Linked DNA regions of Homo sapiens: region 2 is linked to region 1. Evidence: chromatin loops called from intact Hi-C (ENCODE). Cell type or tissue: gastrocnemius medialis. All regions are shown on one strand.

Evidence for each region. Peaks named below come from ENCODE experiments on the same cell type or tissue, not always from the same donor. Only the 100,000 strongest peaks of a DNase experiment are listed, where the experiment ranks them.
Region 2: it touches region 1 in a loop (3-fold over the local background); 11 of 110 quality-filtered maps call a loop at or near these places.

The regions. Positions count from the first base shown.
Region 1 is chr7:66,678,853-66,686,852 of GRCh38, forward strand. It overlaps a transcript of RABGEF1 not described here. Among named protein-coding and RNA genes, the nearest start is that of KCTD7, 54 kb to the left of the region's middle. RefSeq lists an enhancer at 3,100-3,839 and a silencer at 3,108-3,357. In gastrocnemius medialis, no CTCF peak of the experiment used is centred here; DNase peaks (open chromatin) are centred at 3,239 and 4,094; H3K4me3 peaks cover 2,175 bases; H3K27ac peaks cover 2,088 bases.
Region 2 is chr7:66,554,648-66,562,647 of GRCh38, forward strand. It overlaps the pseudogene RABGEF1P1 and the pseudogene SAPCD2P3. Among named protein-coding and RNA genes, the nearest start is that of LINC03011, 65 kb to the left of the region's middle. RefSeq lists enhancers at 2,869-3,684, 3,685-4,500 and silencers at 3,080-3,189, 4,527-4,759. In gastrocnemius medialis, a CTCF peak has its summit at 3,087 (motif pointing right); DNase peaks (open chromatin) are centred at 3,123 and 3,960; H3K27ac peaks cover 617 bases.

The DNA of each region.
Region 1 (8,000 bases):
AGTGTTTTCACAGAATTACAGGTAAAGATGGTAACCACGTTTTCATTCCTGAGTTAAACAAGAAAGTACTCACGTGGCATGATAAAGAATCCCTCCTCTAAACCAATAACCAACATCAAAATTAGCAGTGGAATCATAAAGTCATGTGTGATAGATGTTTCCATTAATGTCCCAGTAAGTCAGACTTTCCAGCATCCGTGCTCTTGCTAGTTCCCTCCCATATTGACGTTGGTTTGGCTTTTGCTTTGCCTTTTGACCTCTTCTACATCCCCTCATTCACTCTGCTACTGCTAAACAGGTTAGCGGTGTCAGAAGGGTCTTCCCTCTATCTGTTCGGTGCCTGGAACATTCTTGCCCAGATATTTGCATAGGAGCACAGCTGGCTCCCTCATCTTTTATTCAGGTCACCTCACGAGGCCACTCCTGTCTATTTTAAAGCTGCAAGCTTCTTGGTTGCAGTTTTTTTTTCTTTTTGAGACAGGGTCTTGCTCTGTCACCCAGGCTGGAGTGCAGTGGCATGATCACGGCTCACTGCAGCCTCAACCCCCCAGGCTCATGTGATCCTACCACTTTGGCCTCCAGAGTAGCTGGGACTACAGGTATAGGCCACCACGCCTGGCTAATGTTTGTATTTTTAGTAGAGGTGGGGTTTCACCACCAGAGGTGGGGTTGCCCAGGCTGGTCTCAAACTCCTGACCTCAGGTGATCAGCCCGCCTCGGCCTCCCAAAGTGCTGGGATTACAGGTGTGAGCCACCACACCCAGCCAGTCCTCTTTGTCTTAACCTTCACAAGGAAACTTTGAAATGATACCCACTTTTTGTTACTGCTTTCCTCAGGCCTTTTCTGTCTTTAAAACCAACCTCTTCTGCTCAGCTTATTGAACGCTCATTGTGGGGCCAGGGGCCTAAACTCATGCCTGTAATCCCAGCACTTTGGGAGGCCAGGGTTGGCAGATTGCTTGAGTCCAGGACTTCGAGACCAGCCAGGGCGACATGGCAAAACCTTGTCTCTACAAAAAAAACTAGCTCTACCCCAAAAACTAGCTGAGTGTGGTGGCACACACCTACCATCCCAGCTACTGGGGAGGCTGAGGCAAAAGGATCACTTTAGCCAGGGAGTTGGAGGCAGGAGTGTGCTGAGATTGCAATACTGTGCTCCAGCCTGGGCAACAGTGAGACCATATCTCAAAAAAAGAGGAAACACTCATTCTGTTTCACAGAATGGTTTAGAGAATGGTGTGTTGCCTGATTCTATGATCACAAGTCAGTTAAGATCTTTAAAGTAAATATTATTGTCTTTTGGTAATAGCAATTATCACCATGTAATGTACTACTTTAAATTTATTGTTTATTGGCTCCTCCACCTCCTCAGCACAGGTACTTTGTGTTTGTTTTCTCATTTTTTTTTTTTGAGACAGAGTTTCGCTCTTGTTGCCCAAGCTGGAGTGCAATGTCGTGATCTCGGCTCACTGCAACCTGTTTCCTGGGTTCAAGTGATTCTCCTGCCTCAACCTCCCAAGTAGCTGGGATTACAGGCATGTGCCACCACGCCCAGCTAATTTTGTATTTTTAGTAGAGACAGGGTTTCTCTCTGTTGGTTCTGCTGGTCTCTAACTACTGACCTCAGGTGATCCGCCCGCCTCTGCCTCCCAAAGTGCTGGGATTACAGGCGTGAGCCACCGCACCCAGCCATACTTTTGTTTTATACTCTGTTGTACCCTCAGCCTAGCACACATTAGGCACCTAGGAAGAATTTGAGAAACGAATCAATTAATCTCCACTTTACCAATAATGAGCAAGAACAGAAATTAGGGCCGGGCGCGGTGGCTCACGCCTGTAATCCCAGCATTTTGGGAGACCAAGGCAGGTGGATGATTTGAGGTCAGGAGTACTAGACTAGACTGGCCAATATGATGAAACCCTGTCTCTAGTAAAAATACAAAAATTAGCCGGGTGCGGAGGCTCACACCTGTAATCCTAGCACTTTGGAAGGCCAAGGCGGGCGGATCACTTGAGGTCACGATTCCAAACCAGCCTGGCCAACATGGTGAAACCCCGTCTCGACTAAAAATACGAAAAAATTAGCTGGGCATGGTGGCGGGCGCCTATAATTCCGGCTACTCGAGAGGCTGAGGTGGGAGAATCGCTTGAACCTAGGAGGCGGAGTTTGCAGTGAGCCGAGATCACACCACTGCACTCCACTCTGGGTGACAGAGCGCGACTGTCTCAAAAAAGAAAAAAAGAAGACTGAAAAATTGGGCAACCTGTCCAAGAACACCACAGCGACAATTAGCAAAGCTGGGATTCCAACCCAGGTCTATCTAAGAGCCACAGCATTGTATTTTCTTTTCTTTCTTTCTGTGACTGCACCTTTCACCATAGATGGCATCCAGGACTCAGAGCAATCAGCATGTAGCTACTGTTTTTAATATTCCTTACATGGGAATCACATAAAGAAAGTAAACAGTATCCAATTTGTGACTCAACCATTCATACTTTGTGACACTGGTTAATTATTTCACTTCTGGGTCTCAGTTACGCTTTTTTTTTTTTTTTTTCTTTTTGAGACAGGGTCTCGCTCTGCTCTGTCACCCGGGCTGGAGTTCAGTGGAGGGATCTCTGCACCCTCAACTTCCTGGGCTATCAAGCGATCCTCCCACCTCAGCCTCCCCAGTAGTTGGGACCACAGGTGCCCGCCATCATGCCCGGCTGATTTGTAAAATTTCTTTTGTAGAGATGGGGGCTCTCCCTCTGTGGCCCAGGGTGGTCTCGAACTCCTGGCCTCAAGCGATCCTCCTGCCTGGGCCTCCTAAAGATTCAGCTGCTTTTGGATCAAACGATTGGCTTAAGACCCTTTAACTCGAACACCTGTCACATCCTAGGATCCGCGAAGGACTGAAACAGAGTTTCTGAAGCGTCCCTCGGCGCAGTGGCTCCGCTCCACCTCCCATTCGCGCTTCCACCGTGGCCTCGGCTCCAGGAGTCGCCGCGGTGCCGGCGTCGCCCTCCCGCTGCTGCGCATCGGGAGCCGGAAGTAGGGACTGAGCCACAGACTAGGAAACGTTGGTTTCTCCGGGGCTCCCCAGCGCCCCAGCTTTAGCGCGGAGGCTACCCTCTTCTATTTGCTCTTGGGCGTCAGAGCGGCACCCTACTCTGTGTAAGCCTTTGGATCCCGCTCGCACTTCCTCCCGTCATCAGCCAAAGGCCCCGGAAGTGATGTTTGCGCGCCGTGCGTTACGGGCGTGCGCTGGCGGTGCCGGGGGGGCGGGGCAAGCAGGGGGTGTGTGTGAGGCTGGAGCGGACTGGGGAACCCAGACCTGCCGAGCGACGTGGGCGAGCGGTGACCTGGACCACGGCGCAGACGCGGGCGAGCTGCGGCTCGGACGCCAGCGGACACGCGGGCGAGGTACGGAGTGGACGGACTGGGGCTAAGAGCTGCGCGGCGGGGCATCTTGGGCCGGGGGTGGCGGGGCTGTTGGTCCGTGACGTCCGCGCGGCCGGGACAGTTGCGCGTCGGTGCCTCCCGCTGTCCTTCTTCCCATATTCTGGCCCCGTCAGCGCCGCCTGCCCCGTTTCAGGCCGCCCTCGGTTCCCTTAATCCTCACAGTGCGCGGCCTCTCCGTCCAACGTGCTCGTTGCCGGCATCTCCAGCGCCCGGCCGTGCCCCGACGGCCTGACCTGGATCACTTCCTGGCCGCCTCCCTGTCCGGCGGCTCCCCTCGGTCCGGCTCCCACTTCCCCGTCCAGGATGCTGGCTCCGAAGCAACATCTGTGGTCGCGCGGGACCCATCCCAGGACCTCCCCGGAACGCGCCGGGATGGGACGCTCGGACCCAGACCACAGCCCCCGGCCGCGGCAGGGCGCCGGGATTTGATCCCGCGTCGCCCTGGGGGGACAGAAGCGTCCCGGAGTTGGGAGGGGATTTGAAGCCTATGGTCCTGACTTCCACCCCGTGGCTGAGGGCGAGGCTGCGGGGCCGGGGTTAGGAGCAGAAGTCCCTATTTCCGAACCGTCTGGGAGGAGAGCCGGGGGATGCCCATCACGGCAGTTTAGGGAGAGAGAGGGAAGGACTCTGCCGCTTTGGAGGCTAGGTCATAGGCAGCTGGCGGTGTCTCAGCGCGAGTGACCAATCCTTGTGGTTGGGAAATGTGTCGTGGGCGTCCGTGGGCTCGTTTTGCCTTTGAGATTAAATAGGAAATTTTCCCAGGACGAGTTTACCGGAGCACCTTGGGAGTTGGTTTTTGGCTTGGAGAGCTACTTTCCCCTCTCTAAATCTAAAACTGCTTTGTTTTTCCTTATTATTTTTTTCGAGATGGGATCTCACAATGTTACCCAGGCAGGTGTCAAACTCCTGGCCTTAAGCGATCCTCCCGCCTCGGCCTCCCAGAGTGCTGGGATTAGAGACGTGAGCCATTGCGCGGCTTTAACTGCTGTTAGTCTGTTCCTTAAAATTGTTGTACCAGGAAACTTGCCAGAGATGCAAGAAGATGTGATTATATTGTTAACATTTAATGATAAATAACATTTTGCTTTTAAGAGTTACTGATTCATATCCTCAAGATTAAGAAATGTTCAGGATATGAATATTTAATGACCTTTCCAATCAGTCAGTTTCTGCTCTCTAGAAGTTAGCCAGTTGAGGAGAAGGGACAGTCAAGATACTTTCAGAACAGTGTGGTAAGGAGTGTGAGCTAAGATGGAGCACCGAGGAAGGAGCCGGGCATTTAGGCCATGCTGTTGGGTGTGGAGCCTGGAAGGGATCGGGGAATACTTTCTGCATGTGTCTTGAAGAATGAGTAACATTCAGACTAACAGGGTGGAGTGAGGGAGAGGGGGGAACCAAAGGAGGGGAGGCCAGTAACTACAAGGAGGTGCTTATTTATTTATTTATTTATTTATTTATTGAGAGAGAGGGTCTCACTTTGTCACCCAGGCTGGAGTACAGTGACACGATCACGAGTCACTGAAGTCTCAACTGCCTGGGCTCAAGTGAACCTCCCACCTCAACCTCCCGAGTAGCTGAGACTGCAAATGGGTGCCGCCACACCCAGCTGATTTTTAAAGATTTTGTAAAGATGTTGTCTTGCTGCGTTGCCCACGCTGGTCTTGAATTCCTGGACTCAAGCCATTCTCCCGCCTCAAGTGTCCCAATGTGCTGAAATTACAGGCATCGGCTCCCGAGCCTGGAGGGTGGTTATTAAAGAGAAAAAGTACAGGACAGAGATACAGGAGCTTAGGCTTTAATCTGATGGTGACAGAACCAGGGAAGGGTTTTTAGCTGGGTCCTTATGTGGTTAAAATGGGTCTCCCTGGCTAGCTGCGGTGGCTTATGCCTGTAATCCCAGCACTTTGGGAGGCCGAGGCGGTTGGATCACGAGGTCAGGAGTTCAAGACCAGCCTGACCAACATGGTGAAACCCCGTCTCTACTAAAAACACAAAAATTAGATGGGCATGATGGCGCCTACCTGTAATCCTAGCTACTCAGGAGGCTGAGGCAGGAGAATTACTTGAACCCAGGAGGCGGAGGTTGTCTGAACCGAGGTTGCACCAGTGCACTCCAGCCTGGGCAACAGTGCAAGACTTCGTCTCAAACAAAACAAAACAAAACAAAACAAAAACAAGAAAAGGTCTCTATCTGTCGTCCAGGTTGGAATGCAATGGCAGGAACACAGCTAACTGCAACCTCTACCACCCAGGCTTAAGTGATTCTCTTGTCTCAGCCTCCCAAGTAGCTGGGAACACAGGCTTCCCACCTAGTAATTTAGCCTGATTGGCTAAATTTTTTGTTTGTTTGTTTTTGATACTGAGTCTCACTCTGTCAGCCAGGCTGGAGTGCAGTGGCCTGATCTTGGCTCACTGCAAGCTCCGCCTCCAGGGTTCATGCCATTCTCCTGCTTCAGTCTCCCGAGTAGCTGGGACTGCAGGCACCCGCCACCATGCCTGGCTAATTTTTTGTATTTTTAGTAGGGACGGGGGTTTCACCATGTTAGCCAGGATGGTCTCGATCTCCTGACCTCGTGGTCTGCCCGCTTCGGCCTTCCAAAGTGTTGGGATTACAGGCGTGAGCCACTGTATCTGGCCTAAATTTTTTTGTAGAGATGGAATCCCTATATGTTTCCCAGGGTGGTCTCCAACCCCTGGCCTCAAGTGATTCTCTAGCCTTGGACTCCCAAAGTGTTGGGATTACAAACATGAGCCACTGCACCCGGCCTTAAAATGGAATTTTATGTAGCTCTTACGTACAGGCTGCTATATAGCTGATAAGGACAAATGTTTTCAGTATAGTGCTGGATTATTTGCTTTTTTTTTTTTTTTTTTTTGAGATGGAGTCTTGCTCTGTCGCTGGGCTAGAGTGCAGTGGTTTGATCTTGGCCACTACAACCTCCACCTCCTGGGTTCAAGTGATTCGCCTGCCTCAGCCTTCTGAGTACCTGGGAATATAGGCACTCGCCACCATGCCCAGCTAATTACTTCTGTCTTGTATTTTAATCTTCTCTGCTCTTTAGATGTTTGAAGTGAGGCCAGGCATGTTGGCTCACGCCTGTAATCCCAGCACTTTCGGAGGCCAAGGTGGGAGAATCACTTGAGGCTAGGAGTTGGAGACCAGCCTGGGCAACATAGCAAGACTGCATCTCTACAAAAAAAAAGAAAAGATTCTTGAAGTGAATGTATACTCATTTCCTGGTTGTTTCTTTCTGTAAGGATGTCTGACCCAGCTAATTTGTAAACAGGAATTCTGCACTCATTTCTGTTTTTGCATTCTCAACCCCAGTTGGGCACACAAGTGTTTAATGAGTATTTAACTGATTTGATAAGAATAAATTCATTGATTTCTTTGATTTTTGTTGCTGGTTTTCAGTGAACAAAATGTTACCAGTACTTACTCATTGTGATGTCTACATATACAACTAAGATTCTGTTTACCTATGTCAGTCTCTGGCTAGAGACATAGAATTTCAGTCTTGACTGTGTGAGTTTAATTTCTGGCACGTGGGGTTTTATTGGCTGCAGAGCAAACATCTCTAGCAGAGATGACCTATCCCTCAAATGTAGGAAATACCTGTGTAAACCTAACACCTGTGACTCAGAATAGAAATGGTACCAAGTGGCTTCTTAGCCCATCAGTGAAGTTACCGCATTATAGGCCAGGTGCGGTGGCTCACGCCTGTAATCCCAACACTTTGGGAAGCTGAGGTGGGCAGATCACTTAAGGCCAGGAGTTAGAGACCAGCCTGGATCAAGACTGCGAAACCCCGTCTCTACTAAAATACAGAAAACTTAGCCAGGCATGGTGGTGTGTGCCTGTGATCTCAGCTACTCGGGAGTCTGAGGCACAAGAATCTCTTGAACCCAGTAGGTGGAGGTTGCAATGAGCCGAGATTGTGCCACTGCACTCCATCCTGGGCAACAAAGTGAGACTCTGTCTCAAAAAAAAAAAAAAAAAAGTGATCACACTAAAACCAAAAGTTTCAGGCTGGTGCAGTGGCTTATGCCTATAATACCAGTGCTTTCGGAGGCCAAAGTGGGAGGATCGCTTGAGTCCGGAAGTTCCAGGCTGCAGTGAGCTGTGATCAAGCCACTGCACTACAGCCTGCGTGACAGAGTGATACCCTGTCTCCATAAAAAGAAGTTTCATAGTACAGGCCGAACATTTTGAAAATCTTATTAAATATACACTTTTATCATAGAGCACTGTAGAAACGTGTGTTATTTCACATGGCTGAAGTGAGTTTAAATAATCTAGACTGTTGTTATAATACGTAAACATGTGAAACAACAGCTATCCTATTTAATACTATTTAACTTATGTTTATTTGTTTGATGTTGGATAAAGCTCCTAAAATGCTGTAGGAAAACATTATAGTTTTTGGTGCTGTTTTCAAGTTTCCTGTGAAATTCCTGTTTTCAATGAAGTGACTGTCAGTGGGATAGGAAGTCTAATTTTTATTTATAGTAGAACTTTTTTTTCTTTTTCTTTTTTTTTTTGAGATGGAGTCTT
Region 2 (8,000 bases), 120 kb before region 1:
GATATACTGGATATTAGACTGAAGGCATGGGGGTTGCCCTTCAAAACAATGTAGATGAGGGTGGGGAGGAAGTCATCTGCTGACGCCAGCTCGTTCTAGGTGATCTTGATGGCATCGAAGATGTGCTTGCTGCACTTGGTGATGCAGGCCAGCTTGTCTCGAGGCACACGCCTGGAATCCATTTCAATATCTACAAAGCAGAAAAGACAGTATTTCCCATGAGAAAAGAATCACAAAAAAGAAGCAATAGGAAAATCATGTTTCATCTCTAAAGTTATGAAGGAATCCTCACTAACCCCCTTTCCAGCAGTTAACTTAGTGTATAATAACTTAGTAAATATGATCTCATACTCACGGAAAACAGACCCATAAGCCAAGTACTACACAGTGTACCCTACAAGCACATTTCTCTAATCCTAAGATTATGCAATAGATACTCTTATTTTTTCTTTTTTTCTTTTCTTTTTTTTTTTTTGAGATGGAGTTTCGTTGTTTTTGCCCAGGCTGGAGTGCAATGGTGCAATCTTGGCTCACCGCAACCTCCACCCACCAGGTTCAAGTGATTCTCCTGCCTCAGTCTCCCGAGTAGCTAGGATTACAGGCATGTGCCACCATGCCCAGCTAATTTTGTATTTTTAGTAGAGTTGGGGTTTCTCCATGTTGGGCCAGCTGGTCTCAAACTCCCGACCTCAGGTGATCCGCCTGCCTCAGGCAGCCTCCCAAAGTGTTGGGATTACAGGCGTGAGCCACCACGCCCAGCCACAATGGATACTCTTATTAATATTATCCATTTTAGTGATGAGGGGGCTGAAGTTCAGAGAAGTTAAATGATTTGCCCAAGATCATACAGACAGCAGGTAGCAGGGTGGGAATTTGAAACCATGTCTATCTGACTGTAAAGCCCACAGTCTTTTTTTTTTTTTTTTTTTTGGAGATGGAGTTTCACTCTTTGTTGTTCAGGCTGGAGTGCAGTGGCCTGATCTCTGCTCACTGCAACTTCTGCCTCCTAGGTTCAAGCGATTCTCCTGCCTCAGCCTTTCAAGTAGCTGAGATTACAGGCGCCTACCACCACGCCCAGTTAATTTTTGTATTTTTAGTACAGACAGTGTTTCACCATGTTGGCCAGGCTGGTCTTGAACTCTTGACCTCAGGTGATCTGCCCGCCTTGGCCTCCCAAAGTGCTGGGATTACAGGTGTAAGCCACTACGCCTGGCCAAGCCCACATTTCTAATCACAACGTAAGCTGCCTCTGAGCTCCACGGAGAAGGAAGAAGTTGTCTGATAAAAGAATCTTTTTATTGCTTCTGTGCCTCTGTTACATTTTAGAATGTTTTCGACAATCTCAATTTGCATACCGCTTTTTAGAAATGTGGCTACTACAAAAAGCATCTTTGTACTGGATGCGAGAATACAAAAATTAGCCCACGTAGGGGTGCGTGGCTGTAGTCCCAACTACTCGAAAAGCTGAGGCAGAAAAATGGCTTGAGCCCGAGAGGTTGAGACTGCTGTGGGCTGGGCTGGCCCCGCCGTGGGGCCGCACGGGGACGGACGCGGGTGGACGCTGGGACCGAGCCCGGGCGCCCATGGCTGGGGCTGCCATGGCTGAGCGGGGCCACGTGCCTCCCCCTCGCGCCCGCGCCCGCGCCCAGCACGGAGGGGCTGCCGTGCGCCTTCCTGCAGAGCCTGCGCACCCTGTTGGACATCCTGGACGACCCGCGGGGCGGCTGCGTGCACCTGCGCCAGAGCCAGTCCCGCTGGCGGGGGGCCGACACGCGGGAGCTGCCCCGTGGGATGCTGGAGGGCCTGCGCCAGGTGGCCTCGGCCAGTGGCTGCCTGACCTTCGAGCGCTTTGTGGCCGACCTGCCCACCTAGCTGCTGAGCGCCATCGGCTGCCCCCGGGACCCCACGTGCGCCCCGGCCCAGCCTGGGGACCAGCCGCTGCAGCGCCTGGCGTTTACGCTGGCCAACGAGCCACAGACAGTCCTGGAGAAGCCCCCGCCCAGGTTCAGGCGGCGCGGCGCGGCCCGCAGCCCGGAGCAGCTGTACACCCCCCGCCGAGGCGGCGTCCTGCCCGCGGAGCCAGAGCGGACCCAGAGCGCAAGCGCGGACGCAGGTTCATTGGCCTGCAGGGCCCTGGAGGTGGACTCGGGATGTCCGACTGGCCCCCCGTGCCCGAAGGGAAGTCGGAGGCTCACCATCACCAGCGGCGTGGACTGCGGCCTGCTGAAGCAGATGAAGGAGCTGGAGCAGGAGAAGGTGGTGCTGCTGCAGGGTTTGGAGATGATGGCGGGGTCGCGACTGGTACCAGCAGCGGCTGCAACCAGTGCAGGACCGCCAGTGCCGCCTGGGCCAGAGCAGAGCCAGCGCCGACTTTGGGCCTGCGGGGAGCCCCCACCCACTGGGGCGGCTACTGCCTAAGGTACAGGAGGTGGCCCGGTGCGTGGGGGAGTTGCTGGCTGCGGCCGGTGCCAGCCGGGCCCTACCTACGTCCTCCTCCGGGCCCCTCTGCCCTGCCCTGACGTTCACCTCCTTCCCGGGGTGGCAGCAGCAGACTATCCTTATGCTGAAGGAGCAGAACCGACGCCTCACCCAGGAGGTGACCGAGAAGAGTGGGCGCGTCATGCAGCTGGAGCAGAAGTCGGCGCTCATAATGAAGCAGCTGTTTGAGGCCCAGGCCCTCAGCCAGCAGGACGGGGAGGCCTCTGGACTCCACCTTCATCTAGCCCGTTTGGGCTGGGCGGAACCCCAGGGCAGTTCTGTCACTCAGCCCTTCGAGGGCGGACGCCCTGTCTCACCCAACGTCTCTGGCTGGAGACCCCCTGCAGCCCAGGCAGTCCCGGAGTGGGCGCCTTCCTGCCCCACTTGCCATCCAGGCTTCCCAGGTCCGCCCCCAGCTGGTCCCCGCACCGAGCCCTTGACTCGGTTTTGGCTCCTGGTGCTGACATGGGCTGGGGCTCTCTTGAGTCTGCATGGTCCGCAATTGCTACTGCCGCTGTCAGGAACAGTGGGGGACTCCCTGTTTCCAGCGGTGCTGCTCTGGGTCCCATCTCCAGGGAAAGGCAATGCTCACGCCGGGCTGCACTTCCGACAATGGCCAGTAGAGGGGGGCCGGGCAGCTCTGATGCGGCGCTGAGGCTGCGCCCGAGACCAGGGGTGCAAGGACAGCTTCCTCCCCTCAACCAGGGCACCAGGACAGGTGGCTGTCACTAGGACAGGGGCAGATGGAGGGGGTGGGGATGGCCTCTAAGCAGGGGGTGCCCGCCTGGCAGGGGAGCCCCAGGAATGGTGGTCGGACTTCGGGTCCCGGCCAAGGCAGAGAGAATGGCTGCAGCAGATTGCGGGGTGGGGGGGGCCAGGCAGGTGAGAGCTTAGCCTGCATATGCCTCCCGCAGACCCCGGTGTGATGGCCTTCCTCACCCTGGCCAGGACGCTGTCCCCTGTTGAGTCCCACAGAACAACCTGTGAGCCTGGCTCCCCAGGAGGGGGTTCAGCCCAGGCCCCCAGGCACATCGTAGGCAGAGCCTGCCCCCCCACCCCAACTCAGGATTCCCAAGGTCTGGGGTCCTGCTCACTCCCCACCCCCGTTTCCTCCCACACTCAGCCTGACCCCAGGTTTCAGCGGGGAGAGGCCACTTCCCTCAGCCAAGGAAAACGAGAACCCCCAGAGTACAAGAGGAGGCTGGGGCAGGTCCCCTTGAGTGTCACTCCCTGCACCCCCTGCCTAGGCCCACTCCCGCTGGTGCTGGGGTTTGCACTGGTGGAGGGGGCCCCTGCTCAGCCCATCCTGGAGGGTCCCAGTGCCACCAGAGCTAGGGGCATGGCAACATCAAGGATGGTCCAGGGCCCCCCGATGCAGGATCAGTGTGTGGGGTGCAGGGCCCCCCAATGCGGGGTCAGTGTGTGGGGGGCGCAGGGACCCCTCGTGCCCAGGGCACTTTGGGGCACTGTCCCACAAGGCAACCCTGTCTCAGAGGAGGGGTCCTGGCAGACAGCACGGCAACTCCTTTCCAGAACCCAGCTCCACGCTAACCTGCCCACAGCAACCCCTCAGAGCCACATCCCCTGCTGCATCTGGCCTGCAGGGGTGTCCCAGGACACGCCCAAACCAGCCCAGCGTGCAACTGCCCTCCTACCCTGAGGATGGGAGTGAGCTTTCCAGGGGACATAAGGACGCCAGGCCTGGATCTTCTGGGCAGGAAAGGGAGTGGGTCCTGAAGGACTGTGCCCCACAGCCCTAGCACCACAGCCCCAGCACCAGGTGGACTGCAGCGCAGTGGGTTGGCCAGCGGCAGCCCGGGAGAAGCCGCCACCCCCGTCAGCAGGCTGGAGACAGCCCATTAGGGCCTCAATCACGTCTACCTTTGAGGGTGCCTGCCATGCCCTGGGAGATCCTGGCATCTTTACAGGACTGGAAGCAGGAGACAGAAGAGTGTCTGCCCCGGGCTGGCAGACGGTTTGAATGGTGAGTAAGACAGGGTTTTATTGAGTGAAAAGGAAGAAAAGGGGGAAAGAAGGACTCTCACAAGGCCAGAGTCTCTGCTACAGTGCTTCCTGCCAGCAGCTAGAATCCCAGGTTCTACACAGAAAGAAGAGGGGCCAGGCTCCTCCCTGCTACAAAAGACTGCGCCACTTCCCGAAGCTCCACCCCAGTGCACAGGCCGGTTGGAGTTTTTCCGGGGGGCTCCACCCCAGTGTACAGGCCGGTTGGGGTTTTTCCCAGGACCCCTTCCCACCTAGCAGTCTCACCATGACCAGCTCATTCTTTTTGCTATATCTACATATTCTTAAATAGATTTAATGCATGTTTTGATAATTTACATGTTTTGTGGACATTTCTATTTATCTAACCCACTGAATCCTTTTTGGTAGCTTTGTAACATTCCATTATATTAACTGACTTATTTGACTCTCTACCACTGTGCATTTGGGTTGCTTCCCCTCTTTTCACTGTTGTGCACTGCAGCTATAAATAATTTTGTAAGGACTATCTTCTTTTGGGTTACTTCTCTGCGATACATTTCCAAAAGTGGTATTAACCGCTTAATAAGAATAAATAGGTCGGGCGCGGTGGCTCGCAACTGTAATCCCAGCACTTTGGGAGGCTGAGGCGGGTGGATCATGAGGTCAGGAGATCGAGACCATCCTGGCTAACACAGTGAAACCCCGTCTCTACTAAAAACACAAAAAATTAGCCAGGCGTGGTGGCGGGCGCCTGTAGTCCCAGCTACTCCGGAGGCTGAGGCAGGAGAATGGTGTGAACCTGGGAGGTGGAGCTTGCGGTGTGCCGAGATCGCACCACTGCATTCCAGCCTGGGTGACAGAGCGAGACTCTATCTCAAAAAACAAAAAAAAACAAAAAACAAAAAAGAATCAATGTTATAGCACTAAGTGTCTATTGCTAGCCACACTCCTCAGAAACTCGGTGCACACTGTCATTAACCACGTGTACGCGCTTATTTCCCTATGGCCCTTACAACATTGGGCTTGATAATTTTCATTTCGTTTTACTGATTTTATAGGTGTAATATATGTATTTATTCCTCACTTTCTGCCAAAGAATATTTAAAGTCTATTTAAAAGATAAATGCAATTCAGCATAACAGACTAGAAAATAAAAAGAATAACAACTGTAATACCAATGCTCTGGGAGGATGAGGGAGAATATCGATTGAGCCTAGGAACTCGAGACCAGCCTGGGCAACATAGTGAGACCCCATCTCTAGTAAATATAGATAGATAGGCATTAAACAATTTTTTAAAAATTATAAACAATAGGCCAGGCACGGTGGCTCACCCTGTAATCCCAGCACTTTGGGAGGCTGAGGCAGGCAGATCACCTGAGGTCAGGAGTTCGTAGACCAGCCTGGCCAACATGGTGAAACTCTGTCTCTACTAAAAATACAAAAATTAGCCAGGCATGGTGGCACGTACCTGTAATCCCAGCTATTGGGAGGCTGAGGCAGGAGAATCACTTGAACCCAATAGGTGGAGGTTGCAGTGAGCCGAGATCGCGCCATTGCACTCCAGCCTGGGGGACAAGAGAGAGACTTTGTCTCAAAAAATAATAATAATTTAATAAGTAAACAAAAACAAACAAACAAAAGAAACATGGAGAAACCCCACAGGCAGAGCCACAGATGACAAGACAGAAATGTTTTCCTGGAAGATGTCTAAATTAGTCAAGAGTCAGCCCATACATCTATCTGTCTCTAACTAAACTTTTTAGCAATCATCACTAAGATGAAAACAGTTACATAACTCAGGGTTCAAAAGATGAAAGCAAACCAATCCTTCAGGTGAAATTCTGACACCAAAATCAAAAATTTCTCCCAAGGGTTCTCATAAGGATGTCACGATAGAAGAGCATGAATAAGGCTGAGAACAAACCCCCAGGACTGGTTGTCACAGACCCCATCTACCACAGGCCAATGACATCACACGCCAAGGGCCAATACATCCTGTGGAAGCCTGCAGCAGCCTAACTGTCTGGCTTAACTCTAAAAGGATGGCAGGACACTCGGGGTCAGGGGCAGTCACCTCATTCCCTCAGTGAAAATGGCTAAGCACTCATGGCACTTTTTGATTACCTTGACTGCAGCCCTTGTTACTATCAACTAGTTACCCATATACGTGCCATTTATTTGAACTAAAATTGATCCCTCATCTATAAAGGCCTAGGTATGCTGGGTGGGGTGGCTCATGCCTATAATCCCAGCACTTTGGGAGGCCAAGGCAGGTGGATCACAAGGTCAGGAGACTGAGACCATCTGGGCTAATACAGTGAAACCCCGTCTCTACAACAAAATACAAAAAATTAGCCGGGCGTGGTGGCACCACCTGTAGTCCAAGCTACTTGGGAGGGTGAGGCAGGAGAATCACTTGAACCCGGGAGGCAGAGGTTGCAGTGAGCCGAGATTGCACCAGCCTGGGCAACAGAGTGAGACTCTATCTCAAAAAAAAAAAAAAAAAAAAGCCTAGGTACTACCTTTAATAAAGTTTAGATATTTCACTATATTAAGCCCTTATTTATATTCATGACTTCCCACTGTTGCCTTCTACTTTATCTGAGTTTTATTTTTTATCGCACAGACTTTTAAAAAGTTAATACAATTAAGCCTTTTACCCGGTCATTAAAAACAATTCTTTTGGCCGGGTGCAGTGGCTCACGCCTGTAACCCCAGCACTTTGGGAGGCTGAGGCAGATGGATCACCTGAGGTCAGGAGTTTCAGACCAGCCTGGCCAATAGGGTGAAACCCCATCTCTAATAAAAGTACAAAAATTAGCTGGGCGTGGTGGTGTGCACCTGTAGTCCTGGCTACTTGGGAGGCTGAGGCAGGAGAATTGCTTGAATCCGGGAGGCAGAGGTTACAGTGAGCCGAGATGGTGCCACTGCACTCCAGCCTGGACAACAGAGTGAGACTTCATCTCAAACAAAACAAAACAGAAACAAAAACCAACTTTTCAATTTTCTTTAAAAAAAAAAAATAATAAGACAAGGTCTCACTGTGTTGCCCAGGCTGGTGTCAAACTCCTGGGCTCAAGTGATCCTTCTGCCCTGACTTCCCAAAGTGCTGGAATTACAGGTGTCAGCCACTGTACCAGAGCAAAACAATTTTTCGATAGTTCAATTTTAGCTCCTCTCCACTGCTGAAATACATGTTCTAATCTACTCCCCAACCCCCACACACAGTCTTGCTCTCTCACACAGGCTGGAGCGCAGTGAGTGATCTCACTGCAACCTCTGCCTCCCAGGTTCAAGCGATTATCCTGCCTCAGCCTCCCAAGTAGCTGGGATTACAGGCATGAACCACTACACCCAGCTAATTTTTGGTTTATTTTGTTTGTTTGTTTGTTTTTTTGAGACAGTCTCGTTCTGTCGCCAAGGCTGGAGTGCAATGGTGGGATCTCGGCTAACTGCAATCTCCGCCTCCCGGTTCAAGTGATTCTCCTGCCTCAGTCTCCTGAGTAGCTAGGATTACAGGCACCTGCCACCACGCCC